3 separate regions of the Mus musculus genome follow, and all the other regions are linked to region 3. The links are chromatin loops, found by intact Hi-C in ENCODE. Cell type or tissue: heart. All regions are shown on one strand.

Evidence for each region. A loop is a pair of places that touch in the nucleus more often than their neighbours do. Peaks named below come from ENCODE experiments on the same cell type or tissue, not always from the same donor. Only the 100,000 strongest peaks of a DNase experiment are listed, where the experiment ranks them.
Region 1: it touches region 3 in a loop (2.5-fold over the local background); 2 of 42 quality-filtered maps call a loop at or near these places.
Region 2: a loop joins it to region 3, with 2.5 times the contacts of the local background. A loop is called at or near these places in 3 of 42 quality-filtered maps.

Annotation. Positions count from the first base shown.
Region 1 is chr10:9,358,588-9,366,587 of GRCm38, forward strand. It overlaps a transcript of Samd5 not described here. Among named protein-coding and RNA genes, the nearest start is that of Gm48750, 12 kb to the left of the region's middle. In heart, a CTCF peak has its summit at 3,929; no DNase peak of the experiment used is centred here.
Region 2 is chr10:9,751,471-9,759,470 of GRCm38, forward strand. Stxbp5 (syntaxin binding protein 5 (tomosyn)) reads right to left here. Exons shown (of 26, transcript NM_001081344.2): 26 at 4,077-8,000. Among named protein-coding and RNA genes, the nearest start is that of Gm31471, 56 kb to the left of the region's middle. In heart, a CTCF peak has its summit at 3,579 (motif pointing left); no DNase peak of the experiment used is centred here.
Region 3 is chr10:9,672,222-9,680,221 of GRCm38, forward strand. It overlaps Samd5 (sterile alpha motif domain containing 5), which reads right to left and starts at 2,987. Exons shown (of 2, transcript NM_177271.3): 1 at 2,284-2,987. The coding sequence starts at 2,742. In heart, CTCF peaks have their summits at 2,460 (motif pointing left) and 4,955 (motif pointing left); DNase peaks (open chromatin) are centred at 2,530, 3,130, 4,000 and 4,930; H3K4me3 peaks cover 4,004 bases; H3K27ac peaks cover 2,608 bases.

The DNA of each region.
Region 1 (8,000 bases), 310 kb before region 3:
TAGATCTTTTGGCCCAAAGTTCCAAAGTCCTTCCATAGTCCTCCCCAAAACATGGTCAGGTTGTCACAGGAGTACCCCACTATGTTGGTACCAATTGTGGGCTTAAGACCCTCACCCTAGTTGCCTGGAAGTCAGTCTTCCACTAGTAGCCTTTGGATGAAGACAGAGAACTCTCAGCTCTGCCTGTGCCATGCCTGTCTAGATGCTGCCATGCTCCTACCTTGATGATAATGGACTGAACCTCTGATCCTGTAAGCCAGCCCCAATTAAATATTGTTTTTTATAAGACTTGCCTTGATCATGGTGTCTGTTCACAGCAGTAAAACCCTAAGACAGAAGGCATGTTCCAAGTATATTACATACTTGCATGAAGATTGATTTCTGTAATGCAGTAAAATAAAATAAAATAAAATAACACTAACTAAAATCCTTGTAACAGTTTTTTATAAATAGGATCATTATCTAAGATGCTAATTGTTTGGAGTGGAATTGTGTCTTCACAAATGTATGTTGTGTCCCTAATATGCAAGTACAATTCTTGTGGGTATATTTTAATTTAAATTAAGCTATGCAGGATTAGCTTTGGGGCTAGTTTAACATTACAGGTATATTTATAAGGTGGGAGAGAAGACAGAACATCTAGGGAGGATGACAAAGACACAGTGTGTGGTGAGTGGATGGATGCATCTAGAAGCCAAACAATGAAAAGGAGTTCTAACAACTACCAGAAGAACAGATAAATCCGGAAAGAATCCTGTAGATTAAAATGATTATAATTCCATATACATTAATTAACCAATTAATTAATACTGGAGATTAATATGGAGGCAATTTTTCCTTAACCAGCTAGTTCTCCCAAGAATCACAGAGACCGTTTAACATTTCACATCGTAGGCCTAGCTGGGAAGACTCTTAACTAGCTCATCTAAGTTAACCCAACCACCTAGCCCCCATCCAGCCATGTGGTCTGCTATACCTTCTATATCCATAGTCATGCCCATCACTTCTCATATGTCCTGGCAAAAGGTCTTCCTCTTTTTTTTTCCCCAGAGTTCCTTTCTCCCCTCACAGGAAGTCTCACCTTCCACTTCCTGCCCAGCTAATTGACCATCAGATTTATTAAAGCCAATCAGAGAATGCCGTAGGAAGGTGAGGAAACACAGAGACACAACATTACACAGCATACCCCAACATCTAGTGTCTTGGATAATATGACCTGATCTTGGCTTCATATTTCTAGAGCTCAAAATTTATGAGATAATAAGGTGTTATCTTTTTTAATCCCACTGTGTATTTTTTTCTTTTCAGGGCACCTCTAGGACAGCAAAATGTTATGTTAAATTATTTTTTGAATAGGGACCTGGAGAGATGGCTTGATTGGTGAAGCAGTTGCTGTGCAAGCAGGAGAATCTGAGCCTGACCCAGAACCCATGTAACAACCAGATGTAGTCTTCAATTCTAGATCTGGGAAGTCAGAGACTGAAGGATTCTGGGAGCCACTAGCCAACTAGTCCTGCTTTATCAGGAAGTTCCAGATTCAGTGAGATTCAGCATCAATAAATAAAAAAATAAAAAAATAAAATAAAATAAAATAGGGAGTAGTAGAGGAAGACATTCAGCATTGGCCTCTGATTCCCACATATACATGCATACATATGAGATCCCATACACTTGCATACACACACATGTGCGCGCGCACACACACACACACATGCATGCACACACACATGCACACACGCATACAACTTAAAACAAATATGACAGCTAACTTTCATTATGGAAAATTTTCTTATTAGTGCTTGATATAAATCATATCAACTATATTTACATATAACCAGACACAACTGTTACTTGGTTCTTAATGTCACTATCTTACATTTCAGTAGCTGAGTGCTGGAGTTAAACTATTAGCAGTTTTGTAAAGAAACCAAGAATATATAAAGAAAACTAGAGCTAATTAGAATGTGGGAACAAAGCCATGAGAATGGACACTGGGGGATAGACAGGGCCCTAATGAAAACATGCTTTCCAGTGTGTTGTGCTATTGATTAATTATCAACATTGATTCTCTTGTTGGGCAGCCATTAGCAAAAGCCAAAGGTAAATGAATATTCATGAAATTTATTTCAAAATGGGATAACTGTGTTGTCTTTTAGCCACTGATGTGTTGTCTGTGTATCTTTGTGTAACAGGAAGCCACCAAGTTAACATCCTTAAGGCTTCTTTACTTATAAGCAGCTTTCTGCCAACAAGAGGCATCAGTATTTCAATAAAGCTGTGTCAGACAATCAATATCACTTCACCATGAGGAAGCAGAGGTTGTCCAAGAGAAATTTGGTTTTAGTCTGTGTTTTGCTTCTCTTTGTAGGTTCCTTCCTTCTTTCCTTCCTTCCTTCCTTCCTTCCTTCCTTCCTTCCTTCCTTCCTTCCTTCCTTCCTCCCTTCCTCCCTCCCTCCCTCTTCCTCCCTCCCTCCCTCTTCCTCCCTCCCTCCCTCCCTCTCCCCCTCCCTCCCTCTCCCTCTTTCTTTCTTTCTTTCTTTCTTTCTTTCTTTCTTTCTTTCTTTCTTTCTTTCTTTCTTTCTTTCTTTTGTGGATATCTTATTCCATTTTCTGCAGCAACAGCAAAATCATTTTCACTTTGTAGAAGCTGGGAAAGCTTGGTACCTATGTGACATCAGGAAGGGTCTTCTTGCAATATCATAGCATGAAGAAGTGAATGAGAGTGTTCTAGGGAGATAGTACATGTGCTAATTCAGGTCTCTTTACCTGTTACAAAGCCACCAATACTGCAGTAAGGGAAGAGTTAAACTTTATAGCCTTCTCCAATTCCAGTTACCTCCTGAAACCCCACTTACAACGTATTAGTTTTGGGGAATTGTGTTCCTCACACATGAACTTTTGGAGTTCATATTCAAACCACAGAACATGCATATTAAAATTTTTTCAGCTCCATGGGAAGCAAGCAAGCCAGAAAGTTCAGTTCTTACCAATGACAAGGGTTCTTAGAAGCTAGGTAGTGAATGTTTCTCTCTGTGCCTGCAGCTCAGACTGTAGCTGGAGGGCAAAGAGAATTCTCCCAGCAGACCTCAGGAGCTTGCTGGTAGGATGCCCATCCTAGAGCCACACCTGAATAACTGCATCAGACACAAGGCTGCTCCCCTCCTGTGTCAACTTCTTAGTGAGCTCTCCCCAGGCAGATTGAGGTTCGCTCCCTTTGCTTCTGTTTTTCCTTCTTGATCCAAGAACTACAAGGTTCCGTTTTACTAATTTTATTAAAATTTTCCATTTTACTATTGATTTTCCTCCCAGTGGAATGTAAATTCTAAGAAGGATGTTTTACTATATGGTTCACAGCTATAGTGCCAAAGAGTTGCATCTGGCAAATGGTTCTCTCTTCCAGTGGATATTACCTGTGAATTACCAAGAAAACGCTCTGTGCTCACCATCATTGTGGAATACAGAAAGTTCTTAGTGAGTGGACTTTCCTAACCACAAGTTTTGACCAATTTATAAGACTTAGTGAGTTTAGTTTTTACTTGTGATGAAATATTTCCAAAGCATCATTGAGGATTGATTAAGTACGCCGTGGAGCTGATGGGAATTGCTTCTCTAGGTGCCGGAATCCTGAATCTATCGTTAATGTTACACGATAGGCAATGTATTATTTTTGAGAATTGATTATCTCCCACTGCTAAAGCCCTTGTTTGCATAATTACTTTGGAAGCATTTACAAGTACATGAAATCTGGGGGCTTCATAAATCTACTAGAGGAGGATTAGGTGCCTCCAGTGCCCCTAAAACAACACAATGAATTGAAAAAAAAAATAGTGCTCAAATCAAACAATCCTTCTTAAAGGCTTTAAACATAGCAACGGAAGAAGATGCATGGCAACAGAGATAAATGTTTGAAGAGGGCTCAAAAGCTAAAATAACCACTAGGGGGGTGTCAATTAAAAAAATCTGAATTTGAATTGTTAGCACAATGTTGCCAACTGACCAATGGCAACTTGGCCAGGCAACTTGGATGCAAACTCATTTCTGAAATACCCATATGGCCAACACCACAGTAAGAAGCAGGTGGGGGAGGGGGAGGGGTCTGTGTATCCCTTTCAATCTGTAACTACTACTCTCTCACTTGAACAAGACCACCTCTGAATTCTGCCAAAAGGCCATTGCTTTATTAGCCAGCAAGGCTAGAAAGCCTGAGAGTAGACTGCATGAAAGATTCACTTAGTCATAGGGATGGGGAGAGTCAGAACAGAGCTGAGAAAGGTACTTAGATGAGTCTAGAGAGCTCTACATGTCAAAAGTTACATCCCAGGTATTTGGCTTGTGGTTTGCTTGGCCAAAACAGGGGTTGTGATATCATAATCATAATGTGCTGTGCACATCAATGAAAATTAATAATATAATATATAACACATAACAAATTCTAAATAAATGATATATAATATATATCATATATTATATGTTATTAGTAACAATGATAGTAAATACAAATATATTGTCATAATATAAAATTCATTATATATAATTAGCCTTTACTATACATATTGCTGAGTATAAGATATACCATCAATCCTGTCTATAGGACCAATTTCTACTAAAGTTACTTTAAGTAGTAAAAACAGGAACCAAGCTACTTTGAGGTTTAAAGTCCATTCTCATTCACAAACGACATAACTTAAATACAAGAAACTTAGCGGTAACTTTAGAAGTAGGGTCTAAGAAACTGAACGTGCGAAAGCCACAGATGTGTTAAACATAGGTGAACCAAGTGGTTGATATGAGCTTGTGTAGCTGGTGACTAGGAATTCTGGGATTCTGCCATCTGACCCACTTCTGTCATGTTCCTTGTGGTGGTTGGTACCACTGCGTAGTAGCTCTGTTTTATTCTCCAGTGCTGAAATCTCTTGGTAAGAATCACTCTGTGGGCTCCCATTTATCTCTCTCTTTTGCCATCTCCCTCCACCCTGCAGAAATTAGAGTGAAGCTGGGTGGGAAAGAAGAAGCAGCTAATCACTGCCTCTTAATTCTCATTAATAGAGAATGTTGTGGAAGCACTTGCTGCTACTACTCAATTTATTCAGCAGGGGTGGGTTTGGAAAACATCCTGGAGAAGATCACTGAAAAGACCACGTTTTATTCTCTGGCAGTGTAGTTGTAAAATGGGAACCAGCAGGGAGGTGGGTATTTCCTAACCTAAGCTTTAGCGGTCCGGCTTTACCTTCTGTGGCTCGGAAACCGCATCTAGGACTGGCCGTTTAGAGGAGAATGGCTAGGTCAAATGATAGGTGTGTTTAACTTTTGAAAGAAATTACCAGACTATTTCCCAAAGTGGTTGTACTACATTTTATCTGTCAACCTGAGAAGAGCTAACGTTTTAAAAATCTGACCCACAAATCCAAGCACTTATATTTAGGTTATTTTCTCTCAGTAGTGTCCTGTCGTTTTCATAATTTCTATGCCTCAAAAATTTAAAATGTATTCTTATTTCTATGTATATGTGTTGCCTGGCTGTCTGCGCAGGCCAGAAGAGACATCAGACACCCTAGAACTGGAGCTACAAGTGATCATGAGCTGCCTGATATGGTGGTGAGAGTTGAACCCAGGTCCACTGCAATAGCAGCAGGTGCTGCTAACTGCTGAGCCATCCCTCCCGCAATGCCCCCCCACCTTTAAATATTTTTAAAGTTTATCTCAGGTCTCTGCCACATCACAGAGATGTGTCCTGACCCCTTTGTCAGCATTTATTCACTCACCTAGCCCTTTCTTCCCTTGGTCTCCCTATACCTGCTTCCCTCTCCTGGTCCCCTACCTACCATCCCTCTCCCACCTAGTTCCCTTCCTCCAACCACCTCCAGTGACTATGATATTTCCCCTCCTGAGTGAAATTCATTCACCCTTGGGACCTCTTTCTGTACTTAGGCAAAGTATAGCTAGGGTATCTACAAAGTAAAGTGTAGTAGTACTGATCAAATAGTTATTGAAAATCCTTTAGGAGCAAAACAAAATGTTTCACCTCCCTGAAGCCTTCATTACTTACTTAGGTTTTTCAAATTTATTTTATGAATTCTAAGTGAATGTGTGCTGTGTACTGTATGATAGTAAAAACCTGTACTCTACTAATTCAAGTGAGTAACTGTGTCTTTTCAACCTGTTATGTTTCTTGTACATTTCCATTGTGAGTCAAAGAGAGCGAGTACAGCCACTGAGGAGTTTATTCAGATCCATTGAGGTACTTAGTAATAAATGTTATCTTCATGATTTCCCATCTTTATTTCTTTATTTTTTCTTTTTTCTTGGTTATTTTATTTATTTACATTTCAAATGTTATCCCCTTTCCCAATTTCCTCCCCAGAAGCCTCCTAACCCATCCCCTTCCTCCTGCTTCTATAAGGGTGTGCCCCACCCACCTACCTACTCCTGACTCCCTGCCCTCTCATTCCCCTACAATGGAGCATTGAGCCTTCACAGGACCAAGGGTTCCTTGTTTGGTAGATTAGCCCCTGGGAGCTCTGGTTGATTAATATTGCTGTTCTTCTTATTGGGTTGCAAACCCCTTCAGCTCCTTCAATGCTTTCCATCTTTGTGTCTTTAGTACTGATGATTTAGTTGTTTCAATGCTTGTGAATCAAGGAAATTATTTTTACTCTCTGGACATAAAACTACCATGATATTTATGAACATTGCTCACAGCATTTAAAAATAAGTCAATCTAGGCATGGTGGGAAATATCTACAGTACTAGGGCATGAGGGTCAGTAGACACCAGCCTGGATTACATAGTCAGAGGGAGTGTGAAAAATGAATGAATGAATGAATGAATGAATGAATGAGTGAACATGTGTATCTAGAGATGCTGGGTGGAGTGGAGAGAGTGGCTCTGGGGCAGTGATATCTGTCATCATCGGGTTCCTCTGTGATACTAAGCTGGCCAATAAAAGGTACTTAGTCTTGAATGCACATTCTATACACACTTTACCCTTTCAAATACTGGTCACATCATACCATAGTTACTATCGTTGAATATTAAAGACATGTTTCTCTCTGGCCAGATGACTGAAGCCCAACTCTTCCCATGGTTTGAAGGTTTCTTTTGTGTGCAGTTCTAGCCAGCCCTTCCTGACTCCTCATTTCCTTTTTACAAACTTCCAGGGAGTTGATGGTCTAGTTCTATCAAGGTTGATTATGTTAGAGCTTCGTGGTACTTCTCATCCACCACTCTCCCTACTCTGCAAGCCCTCTGGGAATGTCTATTCTCTCCAGATCTATTCTCCTTTCAAGGAATGACCAGGCTCAGTCCTATCTAGCTCCCGAGATCACTGGGACCAGGTACCTTCTGTGAGCTGTGGTCATAACTTCTCAAAAGCAACCTACCCTGTTAATGCTTCCCACGCTCCTCTCACACTCAGGTCTCCTGAGCAGTGAGTTTTCAACATGAGCCACATGCTAGAATTACTAGAGAGTTTTAAAATATATAGCAGTACCTAGACTCATTATTCTCAGTCAGAATAATGCATGTTGTGGAATAGGCCCTTAATGAGTATTTTTAAACAATTAACCTATTCAGTAGAAATGAGAATTGATTTTGGAAAAAAAAACCAAAGCAATAACAGAATGCATCTTAAGAACATGTAGAATAGTTTTGATATGGACTTGTACTTTTTGTTCCTAATAGTAAATGTTATTAATGACAATTGGGTGACATTATTTTTGTTCAACTTAAAAGGAATTGTTGCATGGAAAAATTTCCTAATCATAATAAGTCCACAATGATAACTTCAAAGGTCAGAGACGTTAGGATGGACTACTGAGAAAGCAAAGTTTGTCTTTGGTAGAAAATTAATGGAGGAGACTTTTGGAAGGAAACTGTAACTGATACATAAAACAATTCTCATGATCTCCAAGAGTTAAGTTATTTTATACAAAAACCAATAGGCTAGGAAAATGGCCTAGATAGTAATCCACTGGGCAGGAAAGCATGACGACCTGGGTTTG
Region 2 (8,000 bases), 79 kb after region 3:
ACTGGTTTGTTGATCCCGATTACCCTAAAACTCATTCTTCCAAATTCAAAACACATTTCTTTCCTATAACTTCTAAGGAATTATCGTCGTTGTGGTGATAAAGCCTCTGTGCTGGAGAGAAGGCTCAGTGACTAAGAGTGCTTCCTGCTCGTCCAGAACAAGAAGGGTCGCAGCATCCATGCCAGGTGGCTCACAACTGTAATTAAACTTCCAGGGGACCTAACGCCCTCTTCTGGCCTCAGTGTTCAGCACACACACACACACACACACACACACATACACACTCACACATGCATGGAATACACACACAGACATATGCACTACACACACTCGCATGCACACATTCATGCACACACACAGATATATGGACTACACACACACATGTATACATATATATGCACGTATACACTCACACACACATGCACACATGCATGCACACAGAGACATATGCACTATACACACACACACACACACACACACATACACACACACATACACACTCACACATGCATGGAATACACACACAAACATATGCACTACACACACTCGCATGCACACATTCATGCACACACACAGATATATGGACTACACACACACATGTATACATATATATGCTCGTATACACTCACACACACATGCACACATGCATGCACACAGAGACATATGCACTATACACACACACACACACACACACACACACACACATTAATTTTGAAAATATAAGACCCAACATTTAAATTCTGTTCGTCTAATGATCCTTAGAAGTTATGGGTTCTATCCAAAGTAAGGCAGACCAGCATAGATAGCAGTTTTACAATTAATGAAACTCAGACCAGTGGAGGTTAGTATCAATCAGATATGTAGGGCGATTAGTATCAATGACAAACTTAGAACAGAATTGGGGTCTGCATAAGCAGGTTGATGGACTTGGCATTTGTACACACGGGCCCCCACTCTTTACACACTCACTGAAAGCTGAGGTAAATTCATTTGCCCGTTAGTCAAAAAAAATGTATTTTGGGGTTTTGTTAGCAGGAAAATAAAGCTTCCAACAGATTTCCAGTAAGGTTATGAAATATATATTAACTTTAAATTCTATAAAATTTTAAGAATTTAATTTCTATAGCATTTAAAAATGCACCCAAACTCTAACTATTTAAATTTAAACAGAATAGACCTGTATACTTTCAAGTGTGACTCAGGGAGTAGCATTTAGGGCCATCTTATTAGTTTCACTCAATGGGACACATATGAACTGGGTCTTACCCGAAGGGTTCAGATATTAAAGCCCTGGTAGGGAGTCTGTGCTTGAAGGAGAGGACACCCCAAGATCTGTTTGCTTGTTTTGTTCTGTTTTGTAATCTTGAGAATATTTTTTAAGTTTTTAGGAATTTATGCATTTGTACGTATGTTGAGGTATATCAATTACTTTCACTCACTTATCTGTTACATTGGTTCAGATGTTATACTGATTCTCTGTGACTCAAGAAACTGATCTATAGCATGGCTGTAGGTCAGAGCTGTCTGGACTAGCATACCAACCCACCTAGGGACTTCTGGAGAATACAAATTCTCATAGCAGTGCCCTGTCCCCCATGCTTCCTAACAGAAATTCTGATGAAGGCAGGAGAGAGGACTTATGGTCCCACAGTCTGGATTTAGACATTTTCTTTTCCATGAAATCCTCTCATTCAGATTTGAGCACAATAGCTTAATTTAGTATCCAGTGCCAGGATTTCTTGGAATCCTGGGATTTTGAACACAGCTATGATTTGGCTGAGTCCTACTGAGGCAGCAAGACCAAGGGCTGAGGGCAACAGCACAGGGCTCTCTCTACACCACTGCCTGCCTCCAGTGCCAAGCTGGCCCAATGCAGTCTGCGTTTAATTGTTTATTGGTGTGGGTTTTTGAGTGTTTGAATGTTGCAAGCAGTAGGGATCCCATTGTGTTCATAAGACGATATTTCTACATTTACCCAATATTCAGAAGTAAGTCCCCAAGAAAGGGAATTAGGAGTATTTTCTACTAAGTGAGCAAAGAAGATTTCTTAAAATGAATTCAGTGAACTGCAAAGCTTGTGCAAGTTGGGTTGAGAGACTTGGCAGTCAGGGATGGACGAGATGAAGGAGCAGGGTGAGGCAGTCAGGGATGGGTGGGATGAAGGAGCAAGGTGAGGTGGGGAGTCAACACAGAGCCTAGAGGGGCTTGTATTTGGAGGAAGATGTATACAGTATTAATCCAGAACTCCAGCTTCACATTATGCGAAGTCCTCACATGTCTTTGGTAACAAGTACTTTTCTTTTTGCCTCTGAAACTTGTTTTAATTAATAAAATGTATTTCATGCCTTAATTTTGTCTTTTAAGAGTGATTAGCACTTAAAAGTATAAGCAAGACAAATGGAGGAAATAAAGTTTGAAAATCACTCAGAGAATTCTTCTTGTTTAAAAAGATGCATACATCTTTTAAGCAACAGCACACATTTTTTGAAGCATTTTTTTTATTAGATATTTTCTTATATACATTTCAAATGCTATCTGGAAAGTTTCCTATACCCTCCCTCTGCCCTGCTCCCCTACCCACCTACTCCCACTTCTTGGCCCTGGCATTCCCCTGTACTGGGGCATATAAAGTTTGGAATACCAAGGGGCCTCTCTTTCCTGTGATGGCTGACTAGGCCATTTTCTGCTACATATGCAGCTAGAGATATGAGCTCTGGGGGTACTGGTTAGTTCATATTGTTTTTCCACCTATTGCAAACCCCTTCAGCTCCTTGGGTGCTTTCTCTAGCTTCTCCATTGGGGGCCCTGTGTTCCATCTTATAGATGACTGTGAGCATCCACTTCTGTATTTGCCAGGCACTGGCATAGCCTCATATGAGACAGCTATAACAGGGTCCCTTCAGCAAAACCTTTCTGGCATATGCAATAGTGTCTGGGTTTGGTTGCTGATTATTGGATTGATCCCTGGGTGGGGTAGTCTCTGGATAGTCCATCCTTTCATCTCAGCTCCAAACTTTGTCTCTGTAACTCCTTTCATAGGTATTTTGTTCCCATTTCTAAGGAGGAATGAAGTATCCACCTGTTGGTCTTCCCTCTTCTTGATTTTCTAATGTTTTGCAATTGTATCTTGGGTGTTCAACAGCACACATTTTAACCACTTCTAATCGGGCACCCACGACAGCAACATTTGACCCAGAAACTGCAAAGAGCATTAACTTTAAGTTAATGGAAGAATGTTAGAATCTTCCCACAGAGTCCTAGGAACGGTGAGACCAAGGAGGCTCTTTTACCCCAAAGCATCGAATGACACAGTGCCACTTAACACAGGACACTCAAATAGAAAGCATGGCCCGAGACAGAAGAAAATCTTTTTTTTTTCAAATTTGTACTTAAGTATGAAAGTACTAAAACTTTTGATAATCAGTCAGGCCAATATGAAATGATCTACATTACTGAGCGATAGTATAAAATGATGTGTTGTATAAGTTTTCAGATAAAAAAGAATATATCATGAAAGCCTTTCTAACTTGGAAATTACTGTAAGGACTTCTTGTCCAAGACATGACTGCCCCCATGTGGGCCAGTTTTGTATCACACTAAGAGGCAGAAATCTAGAAACAAGCATGAGAATTCCGTCAGCATTCCCTGAGAGACTTTATTCTAGATCCATTAATTTGGTGCAAGTAGTTACACACTGATAACAACAAATAGGTTAGAAAATTCTAACTATGGAGATATCCATTATCTTCACTACTCAAGGATGTTCCATACACCAATACACTGTTTTTTTTTTTTTTTTTAGTGGACCTTTTCAGAGATGTCAACTCAGACCCTGCTCACACACATGGACTCAGAACCAGTATCTTAATAAGACTCCCTGGTTATGTGTGTGCATTTAGATCTAGTTCTTGGCTCCATTCCAACCCATATATGTATATATGTATATCTGTGTGTGTATGTATGTGTGTGTATATACATACACACATATATATCGGCTTATTTTCTTTAACTAATGTGATAATTCTACAACTCAGAAAAACATTAAAACAAATTTCCAAAAAGAGGGCTTCTTTTTTGTTTCAGAAGAGATTAGAGTATTTTATTTTGCCCAATCAGAGCTCTTCAGCAAAGAAATTCATTTACATATATAGGAACATTTCTCAGAAACATTAATTTGTAATACATTCTCAAAATACCAGCTTAATGGTATTTATTTACAAAAATATTTCATCACCTAATTTTGAACCTATTTGCTGTGATGACAGTATTTTTTTTTTCTCATTAAGTTACAGAAACGCAAAAGAACTACAAAGTCTGAGGATGTTTTTCAGGGTTTGCAATAGTGCTTTTTTTTTTCTTAAAAAAAAATGAAACACTACACAGATAATTAAAAAAAACTGTACTCCAAAAGCACATTCCAGGAATTATTTTAGAAACAGTTCTGCACTGAGCGAACGTAAAGAGAAAATGCAGGAGATGAACAGTGCGTACGGTGTTGACAGACAGGCTAGCAGTCTGGATGCATGCTTGCCCTCCGCATGGACAACCCTAGGAAACTAAGTCTGTCTGTTTTATAACTGTTTTTTTTTTTGAAACACGTTTACAATGAAAGGAAGTGTAACTAGACAGTGCTCCCCTCCCTAGACTAGCTACCATGTTAAGTAGAGGTCACACCTAAAGTATCACATAGCTATTTACAAAAAAAGAAAAGAAAGAAGGAAAGAAATGATGCCACTATTTCTCATCTTTTCATTACTTCTTAGTGCATCTAAGTCTGTCAGAAACACAGTACACTCTCTTCAATTGGAGCAAAGTTTGGATAACAAAATACAAGTGCTATAAAAAAATAATCAAAACCCCAAACTCACATAAATAAAATCCCACAATTAACCTACACCCATTTTAAATGCCTGAGTCAAATGACCTACAATGAGTTGACACTATTTATACCTTATAAAGATTAAACTATGTGCCTCACTGAAAAATACTTGCAGATATATAATCCCATTTCCTGCACGTAACAGAAAGAGGCCACCCGTAAGCAACTCTGGAGACAATACTGAATTCATAGAAAAACTGAACCAGTAACTTCAGACCCAGACTGGGAAGTTATTAAAATCATTCACTTTCCCAGGAAGCTACGCTACAGCTTTGCCCCTTTCATTTGCAGCAACTGTCTTCCGTTCACAGAATGCTCACAGCATCTGAAGCAAGAGCGATGGTGCCCACATTACTCTACAGCGGGCCAGAGGAAGGAGAGACAGACGGACAAAGGTCAAAGCTCAGCCGCTGCATAGTCATCTCCAAGGCAGCAGCACACTTGGGCTTCAATCTCACCCCAGAACAAACACTGAAAGAAAAAGACAAACAGAAAACCAGAAGGGATACTGGCTACATAGGAGTGTTCTTTTCAAAGTAAATACAGAATAAAAAGGCCTAGGAGTATTGATTAAGTATCAAACTGATAAGGAACAAACTCTATAAACTATTAAAATAAAAAGAAAAAACCTTCATTGACAAAAATACATAAACTCTGTTTCTATTTTTGGAAATTTATTTTTAAAAAAGGTAGAAGAAAATATCTGGAAAACCATTTTCAATATATGTATATATATATGTATTTTAAAACAATAACTAAAATAGGCATCCAATAGCAAGCTGAAGCTTCAGAAAAGGTCTAGAAATTATGGTTGTGGACATTTCCCCTCAAAAAGATCAATATTGGAAAATATTTGGCAGAGTTTTTTTTTTTAACTACATAACTGTGTTTTGTCAGGTGTGAAGGCCTTTCAATAATGCATGACCTTTTAAAACTTAAATGTATCTCAAATGAGATACCAGTATTTCTTAGTATAAGGGTAAAACATAACTTTTTATATGGATAATATACATACTTTTTAAGTACTTTGACTTAACAAGTTCACCATTTTTAAAATTAAAGAGTACATTCATAAAAATTCATCTAAAACTAAAAGTATACTTTCTAGCAGCATATAAACATAGCATGTTTTTATGTGATTATAAAAGCAACTCCGAAAGTGTCGCAACAAAGATCAAGCCCATCGAAACACACAGCAAATCATTTCATTTGTTTTTAATCTTTAAAAGCTAGGCAAAGCCCTACTAAAGGTTTTAGAACCGATTGGTTTTAGGTGACGCTAGCAGCGTAGTCACGATTTTGGTATGTCTCAGACACATGTATCACTTGATTTAAACCGAAAAAGTGCAGATTAAATAAAGGACAATAAAAAGTCATGACCTAAGAAAGTGCAGAAAAATTCAAGTTTAAAGTTCAGTGCTCTTTATTTTGCAGAAACATAGAAACAAACAAAATCCCCCAAGTTAAAATAAATCTTTGCCACAAAAAAGAAAAACAGATACAAAAACAAACAAACAAACAAAAACCTTTGGAGATAGCTTTACTAATGTCACATGCGAAATGCCTTGAGCAAAGATTTGAATACAGAACTTAGGGTAAAACTTGGAACAAGCCCCCCTGTTCCTCTCCCGTCTCCCAGCATCTCCCACACTCTAAACATGTGTGCTCTTTCAGACCCGTCTTGCTGCCTTCCACAAATGTCTACCTGAACTAACAGCAGAAGAACCCACAGGATGTTCTAAGTGAGGTCTTAAGGAAGCATTCTGGATAAAACTGCAGCATACTTGCAATGATATGCAGATGTACATAGCAGTATTTTCCTGTGAAAATCTCAAATCAGGGACAGGTTTTGTTAAATCTCTAACCAGTTTTTGGAAGTGGTATGGCCGTAATGTGAGCAGGTATTAAGGTGACGCCATGTTCAAACACATAAAGATTTTGACAAAATGAGATACTTCAAATAACAACATTCTAAGCAAACAGGGACTGATTTTAGTTTGCAAAATGAAACAAGTTTGTTATGTGGTACATAGAGACAATCTCTTCCCATTAATAAAATTAACTGAAGAATACTTGAATTTCAGAATCAAAGACAAATGAGTTTACAGAGAAGACACACACGTACTCACACACTCTTTTATGTTTTTGATATTTTAGTTTTTGACCTTTTGTTGTTATTGTTAAAGTTCCTGAAACTTTGGCTTGCTGGTGGCTACTGCTTTTTGCATCAAAAAGACAGGAGTGGGTTGGGAGGAGGCAGGCCATTTCAGACCAGTCCATGCCCTGGGCCAGTTATCACTGGGAACTGTCTTATTTACATAGTCATGTGCAGCCCTGGGAAGCTCATTTTCTCTACTTAAAAATACTTTGTACTTTCTAGTACTGGTCTCTTAGCCTGTTGTGCACAATATGTAGATCAATTAAAATAAAGAACAAATAATTTAAAATGAATTAAAATGTTCTTATAAAAATCCAACTCCGGTAAACTTCTCTACTTCTCTATTAGTAAATAATCACAACTTTGACTCATCTATTTACAGCGGTTAAAATGACGGTAGAAAAGAACCTGATATGCAAACAACCCAACAAATTAAACAGCTGAGGCTCCACACAGAGTCAAGCAGTGTGTTAGGTACTTAGTACTTTTCAACTTTTTAAAACTCTCGACTATCGATATTCATAAAACTATACCTTTAAGAAAGGACCCAATTCTTCCAGTGAGGTACCATGGAACATGGGTTTAATGGACAATATATAATGCAAATTAAGCAATTTGTAAATTGCCGAATGTTCAGAGAACAGACATGAAACGAATGTTTTTTCACTTTCTACAGATTCAGAAATTTTAAAAAATGATTATAGTTTAAAAACATTTTTATCTTGATCAGTTCTCTTTATCACATATATTTAATCCTTACTATGCTATTTAAAGTAAACTTTGATGTAAACTTTGATATCCAGTAGTGCACATTATAAAATGTAAACAAAAGAATTATTAATGAAAGAGACAGGGGCAAGCGGCAGGCTGAGAAGTGAGGATGACCTACAGGGACTTAACTTCTCACACAGAGCAGGAAAAAGCCCGAGTCGCAGGAATCTGTGCCCTGCCTGCACGTAAGGA
Region 3 (8,000 bases):
ACTGTGAAAAGGGTAATGAGAATATTACTAGACCTAATTGATTCTTCTATCAGTTAAAGAAGGAAAACTAAATACCCATAGAAAGCAAAATCAGCTGGGTCATGGTAGCATTTGCTTTTAATCACAGCACTTGGAAGGCAGACACAGGCAGATCTCTGTGAGTTCAAGGCCAACCTGGTATATAGAGCTAGTTCTAGGACAGCCAGTGCTACATAAAGAAATCTGTCTTTTGAAAAATACAACAACAAGAAAGTAAAAGTGGGCAAGTTTTTTTGTTAAGCATTACTGTAATGGGATATTTAGTTAAAGGCAAACTGAAAAGCTATGCCTGGTGATACATGCCTATAATTCTAGTACTTTGGATGTGAGTTTGAAGACAGTTTAGGCTACATGGCTTAACTAAATAAAGTTGACAGAAGTAATTCTTTACATGGAAAATGAACAGTGTCAATGCAAGCTGAAATTTTTTATACAAATCTGACTTATAAAAATGTGTTATCATTAGGTATGCTGGTCACACCTGTGATCCCAGCACTCAAGAGACAGAGACAGAAGGATCACCCATTCTCGTAGCACCCAACACTGCACTATAGTAGTCCTGAAGATTGAACCAGCCATAGCTACTATCTGCCTTCTTTGTGTCCAGGTTTTGAACTGAGCCCTCCCATGGGCTCGGTTACACATCTCTCGGTGCAAGCTCTCTTTACTTTCTGGTATATTAGTAACAAACAGTGAGTTGGCCTCCTGCTCCTTTGGTAGTGGACTAAATTTCTGTTCCGCTGACCACAATCCTTCTAACCACACTGGGCATCCTTCAGGCTCGTACAGCATGTGCCTGAGCTTCTCCATTCCTGATCCCAACACCCATCAATGGTCCTGTCAGAGTAGGTGTCTGGGACAGGTGCTTGAGGCAAACCTTCTTTCTAATCTATCCTCCTTATAAAAGCAATTTGTATTCTCAGGCAGGTGATCATGGTTGACCACCCCGACCACCCACTACCTGCAAGACAGCAGGTGGATAATATTAAACCATTATTTCCTTTTACTGTATCTACTTTGTGCACCAGTAGCCCTTGAACTTGACCATTAGGCATTATGACCTTCAGTCCAGCCCCCTGGGGCTAATGCCACCCACACAGCATTTAGACCAGATATTTCCTCCCATGATGCTTAGATGTTAACACACCTAGCCTGCTGCATATTCTTCAACTAGGCTTCTCCAGGCCCCTTGTTTTCAGGCTGAGATGCTCATTTTCCTGAGTTCCAGGCAATGCCAGACATTACCTGTGCTGTCAGCATCTCTGCCAAATTGGCACTCTCTAGGAGGACAGCTTCAGAAACTAAGCCAAACCTATTCACTTCACTAAGCCAAACCAACCCACTTGAAGCTAGAGACAGCACTCTGGTGTAAAAATGCACTTTCTGGTACTTAATTGTTCAAACCTCATGCCACATGTCTGCGTGCCACACAGAGCGGCCATGAGAACGTGTAGCCTGCTCTCACGTGTGAGGATTGCTTTCTAGGTACTGAAATGTCACCTCTTCCTGGCCTTCCTTACACATGTGCCTTGGAGTTTTGAAAAGAATCTATCTTCCTTTCATCTGAATCACTAGTGATACCACAGACCCCAGATGACCCGTTTGCTCAGCATCCCATTACCCGGAATCCTTAAGCTTTAGGAGCCTCCTGTGAATAGGCACAAGTTTTGTGTTTAGCACGCCCCCCCCCCCCACCACCACCACACACACATAGGTTCCTGTTAATGGGACACTTCTCCATAGCATGGAATTGAGAACAGCAGGCCCTGAATTCCCCTACTCCTTTGGCAATAGTCACCCACTCCTCTTGGAAGTTTCTCAAAACTCAGAAGAAAAAAGTAAAGAAAAAGAGGAAGGTTGAAAATAAGGCAGATGTGACCCATCTTTTTTTTTTTTTTCACTCTTCCAAGCCAGACACTACTAGAGGCATTAGGATTTCCCAGAGGCATTAGGATTTCCCGGTGGCCACCAAAAGCAAGCACCCATTGCTCAGAACCTGACAATCGAGCCCATATGCTAGGGTGCTGTTAAGAGTTGTCTACATGCAAAATATGAGTGAGCAGCTATTATTAGAGACGCCAGCACAGAAGGAATAGATAGATAACGCAGAAAACGGGAGAACCAGACACCCCGAACACCCTGGTTTCTCAATTGTCACCTAGACTGACTGCTGAGCCGCTGCAGAAGCTCCAGGCCTGGTTCCCTCCCGCCATGCCCAAGGTCGCCCTGGCGGGGCCTCCTTACCTTGCGTGAGTATGGGGGTTTGCTCAGGTGGATGCCATCGCGGACCAGCTTATCCCGGATCATGATCTTCAGCTTCAGCTTAGGGTAGCTCACCAGCTCCCTGCTGCAGGGAGCGCCCGGCTGGCCACGGGGGTCCCCGCGAGTGCCCTGGGCTGAGCTGCCACATGGCTCCCCCCGGCGGCCTGGGGGCACCGCTTCTACCAGCGGTGCCGGTGGCACGGGCTGCGGTTCAAGGGTGAAGTAGAGGCCGGCAGCGGCCGCATCCTGTTCCCGCAGCCGGTGCACAGCCTCTAGGATGCGCCGGCGGTGCGCGGGAGCCAGCACCCCGATGGCGTCCAGGTCCGGGTCTCCGATCTGCTTGCACACTTCCAGGTCATCGTAGCCATTATCCACGAAGGACTCAGCGTACTGTGGGAGCTGTAACGCTTTCAGCCACTCGTAAACTATGTTGGTGCACATGGCTGAGACTCGGAACTCGCCAGCGAGTACCCAAGTGACACGGGCGGCACCAGTTCTTGCAACTTTTAATCCTCTCCTGGAAAGGGGTGGGGAGAAGAAACAGCAGGAAAAGTTTCTCCCTTAGTGGTTAGGCTCCGGCCGCAGAGTCAGAGCCATAGAAAGCAGCCGGGGAGGGAGCGAGAGAAAACGAGGAGCGTCTAGCGGCGAAGTGGATTCCCCGAGCAGGCGCGGCGCTCGCGGGCACTGGCGGCTGGGCGAGCGGCTGGGCTCCGCGCCGCCCCTGGATGCGCGGCCACCGCGGGGAGGGGCGCGCAGGCGGGGCCGGGCACACCCCTCGCACCCGCGCGGGTCACCGTCGCGCTGCGCCGCCCAGGAGGTTCCCCAGCTGGGGCAGTCTGGGGAGTGCTCGCTGCATGTCGCTATCTGGCCGGCTCCGTGGACGTCTGCAACCGGGTCCCACGCCGTGGAGGCGGCTCCGGCGGGCAGACCGGTGGATGATGGCGAGCGCCTGGTCTGTGCGCTTGTCAGTCACTGTCGTTCCCGGGGTCACGGTGACCCGGTGGCTATTAAGCTTCCGGACTCCGGTGGCTGCCCTGGATATCTTTCGACATTTCTTTTGAATCCGACTTCTCCAAACCCCTAGATTTTTTTTTCTTCGCTCAGTTCCCAAGCCAGTGGGTACTCTCGCCTGGGTGTCCAAGGGGAGGACCCGGTCACTGGTCCTGAGAGAAGCTGTTGAGTCCAGTGTCCCTTCTCCTTTCCCGATGCACGTAGAATGTCCTTTCAAAGGAGCGGGTTGCTAAGGCTCCACAGGCACGGTGTGTCTGGCTCTGTGGTGCTGCGCTCTGTGCCCCAAGCAGCTGCGTTTTGGCAGCAGGGTGGGAGCGACGTGGGGACTGTCCAGCCTGATGGGCGCGAGGCCCCTCCTCGCTATAACTAGTCACACCGGGTGGGTGTCGGGAGGGGCACGACTGCTCCCGATTGCCTCTCCCTCCAAGGCCATCTGACCTGCGAAAGTTTGGGGTGGGTTGTTACTTTCTCCTCCTCGGTCAGCGCATCCCTACCTGATCGGCATCCCTCCCCACCCCCACCTTCCTTCCAGCCACACAAGCACACCGCGTTGTGTCAGACCCCCTCAATCTCTCCCTGCCTTTTTGCTTTCTATTCACTTCGCGTTACAGCTCTTCTGCCCCAGGTGGCTCCCTGCCCAGGGACAAGAGAGGTTTTCTGCCTCCGAGACAGGGACCACAGCCGACTCCCCCTTCTCTGCCCCAGGGTCGCGTGTTAATTGATACACCACCACATACACCACCACGCAGCTGTGTTAAAGAGAACACTAGGGCATCTAGCACTTCTGCCTAGATGGGAGTAACAAAATTAACCGAGATTCCCTCCTGGTGCCCATGGCCCAGCTTTGAATGGAGGCGGGGGAGTGGGGAGGAGAAGGGCGACCCCCCGGAGTTCCTAGGCCTCTTTTCACTTCGTCTGATCTTTGGGGAAGCAGTTAGAACCTTAAGAAACCTTGCAGGCAGCAACAATTTCCTTTTCACAAAAGTAACACTCAGCTTCACTCTAGAGCCAGACCTGGCCAATACCCTTCCTGAAAGAGTCCTTCTGGGGCCCTACCTGTCTCTAGGCACAACACTAATGATGGCACTGCCCATCCGTGGCTTTAGAGTCGTTCCCCGTGGCTCCAGGACCGTTGGCTGTGGGTAAGGGACTCTCTGTGCCACGTTTCCACTAAATTAGTGAAGCTTAAACCCCTCTTGGGACAGACACTGAGAATCAAACTAACTCTCTCTCTCTCTCTCTCTCTCTCTCTCTCTCTCTCTCTCTCTCTCTCTCTCTCCTTTATGGTCTGTAAAATACCTGATATGGGTGAACCCAAAATGCGTCCCGTATTTCTACAATAGCTGGGGCCTATATGCTGAGTCCCAAGCTCCTGGATCCAAACGTCTCATACTGAAAAATAGCTACCAGGAAGAACCTTCTGTTTGGGAAGAAGAAAGACTACAACGCGGGTAGTCACGGAGCCGTGTCTGCCCGCAGTCCTAGATCACCCGCGTTTCCGTGTTCAGAGACTAGATTATGGTTCTGATCCTGGAGCAAGGCTCTGGGTTACCCCGGACCCTCCCTACCTAGCACGGATTGTAACTTGCCCTCCGTCCCTTGCCAAAGCAAGCTCACAGTGCCCTCTTGTGTCCAAGTGCTGGAATTTTAAGGCGTTGCCCAAGTCCCAAACTTGTTTTGTTCGGCTGAAGGAAGAAGAGGGCTTTATGGTTCCTATTTGCCTTCGTAATGTACAGATAATGCCCTCGCGTGTACCTTTATATCTCAATGCTTTGTCATGAAAACCGTTGGGTTTTGGTGAGGTGGGTATTGCAGTACTTTCAAAACAAGTCTGCTTCAATGGAACAGAAGTTCTCTGTAAATGCTTCTTCGGAAGTTGGTACTATATGCCAGGCATCTGCATTTATGTCTAAGTATATGTGGCTCTTAGAAGTATTATCCGCTATGTTACAAAAAAAGGAAGACCCATGTGTGAAACATTCCCTCCTCGTCTGGTCACTGTAGAGGAAAGGGTAGAGAACTATGAAGACAGAAACTCAGGGACAGGCTTCCAGCCACTGGATTTCCAGCTCCCTAGCCATTGCTAAAGGAACCAGCAGGAAACCTTGGGCTGGTTATAAAAGCAGAGTCTCTTACTTCTGCTGTTTGTGTGGTTAGAAAAGGAAACTTTCAAGCTCTTGAGTTTATTGCCCTGGCTTTTCTTTCTCAACTTGTTTGAAAACTCCAATAACACTACTTAATAGTCCTTTGCTTTCTCAAACACAGCCTCTTTCCCTCGGGAGCTTCAGGGCATTCATTTTGTCTCGTTACTCTTCAGCAAGCCAGTGAGTATTTTTATTTCCATTTTACAATTAAGGAAACTGTATTGGAGGAAGATGAATGGCTTGCCCAAGGTCATATGGTAAATCAGGATAGAGACAAGAACAAGCCTGTCTTGTTGAAGCCCCTCCTCTGCTATAGGCAACAGGGATTCTCCCTTATTTATGATCCGGGCACTGTCCAATTAGGAACTAAAGGATCCTGTGCTCTCGGGAGGGAACAGCTTTTTATGAATTAATCATTTGTTAATCAGTCATAAATAAAATCTCTCTTTTGACCTCTCCTTTTCCTCTCTTGCACACATTTCCCATGCTTGTCCAAGCCTTTGTGTGAAACTGCTGCTCCCAGTAGACTTCATTTATTTCTGAAGTCACAAATACAGAGCTTCTGTGGTCTGTACTCATCTCTGCTTCCTACGGAGGCTCCTGGCTATAGTCCAGAATGAAAGGGCAAAAATAACGATGGGGGAGGGGTAGAGAGTACATGGTTTGGTGGATCGAGTAACTTGCCGCACGGAGTTCAGATCCTGAGTCCAGACATCCCTAGTCTAACTAAAAGGATTTAGGCTGGATGCAAGGGGCTGTAATGCCTGTTCTGGGGGGGTGGGGGGGGGAGAGATCAGAGACAGGTAGAACCCAGGGATAGTTGAGAGCCAAGTGGCAAAGTCCAGGTTCAGTGAGAGACCCTTTCTCATAAAATAAGGTTGGTGGTGATCTGGAAAGTCTCTAGACACTGACTTAGGACCTCCACACGTGTACATACAGCCAATCACCATTTTCACACACACACACACACACACAGTGTGTAATTTTAAGATTTGGAAGCCTTCAGGAGCTACAAGGCCATTCTATAGCAAATACAGAATCCAAATTTACATAGAGAAGCTAGAGGTCCAGGGAACTGAAGTTTGCATGTGTGTCTTACCCACATATGTGACAGAGCCCAGATCTTTTCCTCTTGGGCTTTGTACTGCATTGTCTTCTTTTATGTGGCTATTGTCAAAATTGTATACATTCATCGATGTATACTGAGATACAGTACCAGACACCAAAGCAAAAACCAAGCATACAGTGTTTCTTCATTAACAGGAACTGGAGAGATCTCACCATACAGAAATTTAGCTGCTGGGCTTTAAAAGTTTGCTTGCTTTGCTTTGTTTTGTTTTATTTTGTTTTGTCTATGTGTTCTCCCACTCAAGCACTAACCAGGTCGGACCCAGTTTAGCTTCCAAAAGCAAACACACCCAGAGAGTGTGAAACTGGACCTTGACATTCAGAACTCCACACACACTTTTGTTCTTAAAGTGGCTATCACACTCCTAGTTCTCCTCCTAGTCTTAGCCTTAAAGCACCAAGATAATTCACACCATGAACCTTGACAAATACCTTTTCTTTTTGCAAGCTATTTTGGTGGAAAATGCTTTCTTAGAGTTTTTTTTTTTCATTAAAGAAAAAAATTACAAAAAGTAAACTGCTGATTATTAATTAATATATTATTAGCATAATATACATAATAACAATTAATAATTGTTATTTAATATATTTGGACTCTTTGGTTTGATTGATTCATTGGTTTAACATGGTTTTGTATTTATTTGAAGCAATAACTCTTCTTTAAATGAAAGTTACTGGTAAAATAGATTGGGGAGAAAGTTTCTATTTAAATACCACTTCAGAACTATTTTGCAATGATAATAACTATGGAACATGCAAAGTTAACACTGACAGTCTCAGTGTAATTAATGATAATTATATTCAGGTTTTAAAGTCTAAATACCAAAAAGCAGCTTTGCTGCTCAGTAACTAGATTCAAGGTTGCCAGATGAAAAAAAAAAAAATTTGTTTTGAAATCTTCCTGGTGTTACATAAGGTTCCATACTATTTTACTTAGAAGATAAATGTTCATACCTAATGTGTATAAAAATTAAATTCCATTAACATCTATTAAATGTCAGTCCCCTGGGTGTCTAGCCTTGTAAAAGTCAAGCGTATATAATATTAATCTTAAAATGCTAAATATGTCTTGCCTCTGCTTAAACCATCAGCAGAAAGCATCTAAAAGGGCCTCATGCCACAGGGAGGAAGGGGGATAATGGGCTTGAGTGATGTAACAGGCAATCTGTTCTTCAGTGGCGGCAGTGAGGGGTGGCGTTGGCACCTTAATTGGGGGGCAGGCTGGGTGGGGGTTTCTGTTAACAGGCCTGGGCTGTAGATGTTATATTAATGTGTGACAACATATTTGAAGAAGGGAGCGACAAGGAGCAGTGGGGAGTACCAGCAGGATGCCATTAGATTATGGCTTGCTATTATAACAGGCCTTTCTTTCTTAAAGCAAGGGAACAAAGGGGGTAAAGAATGTTCTGGAATCTT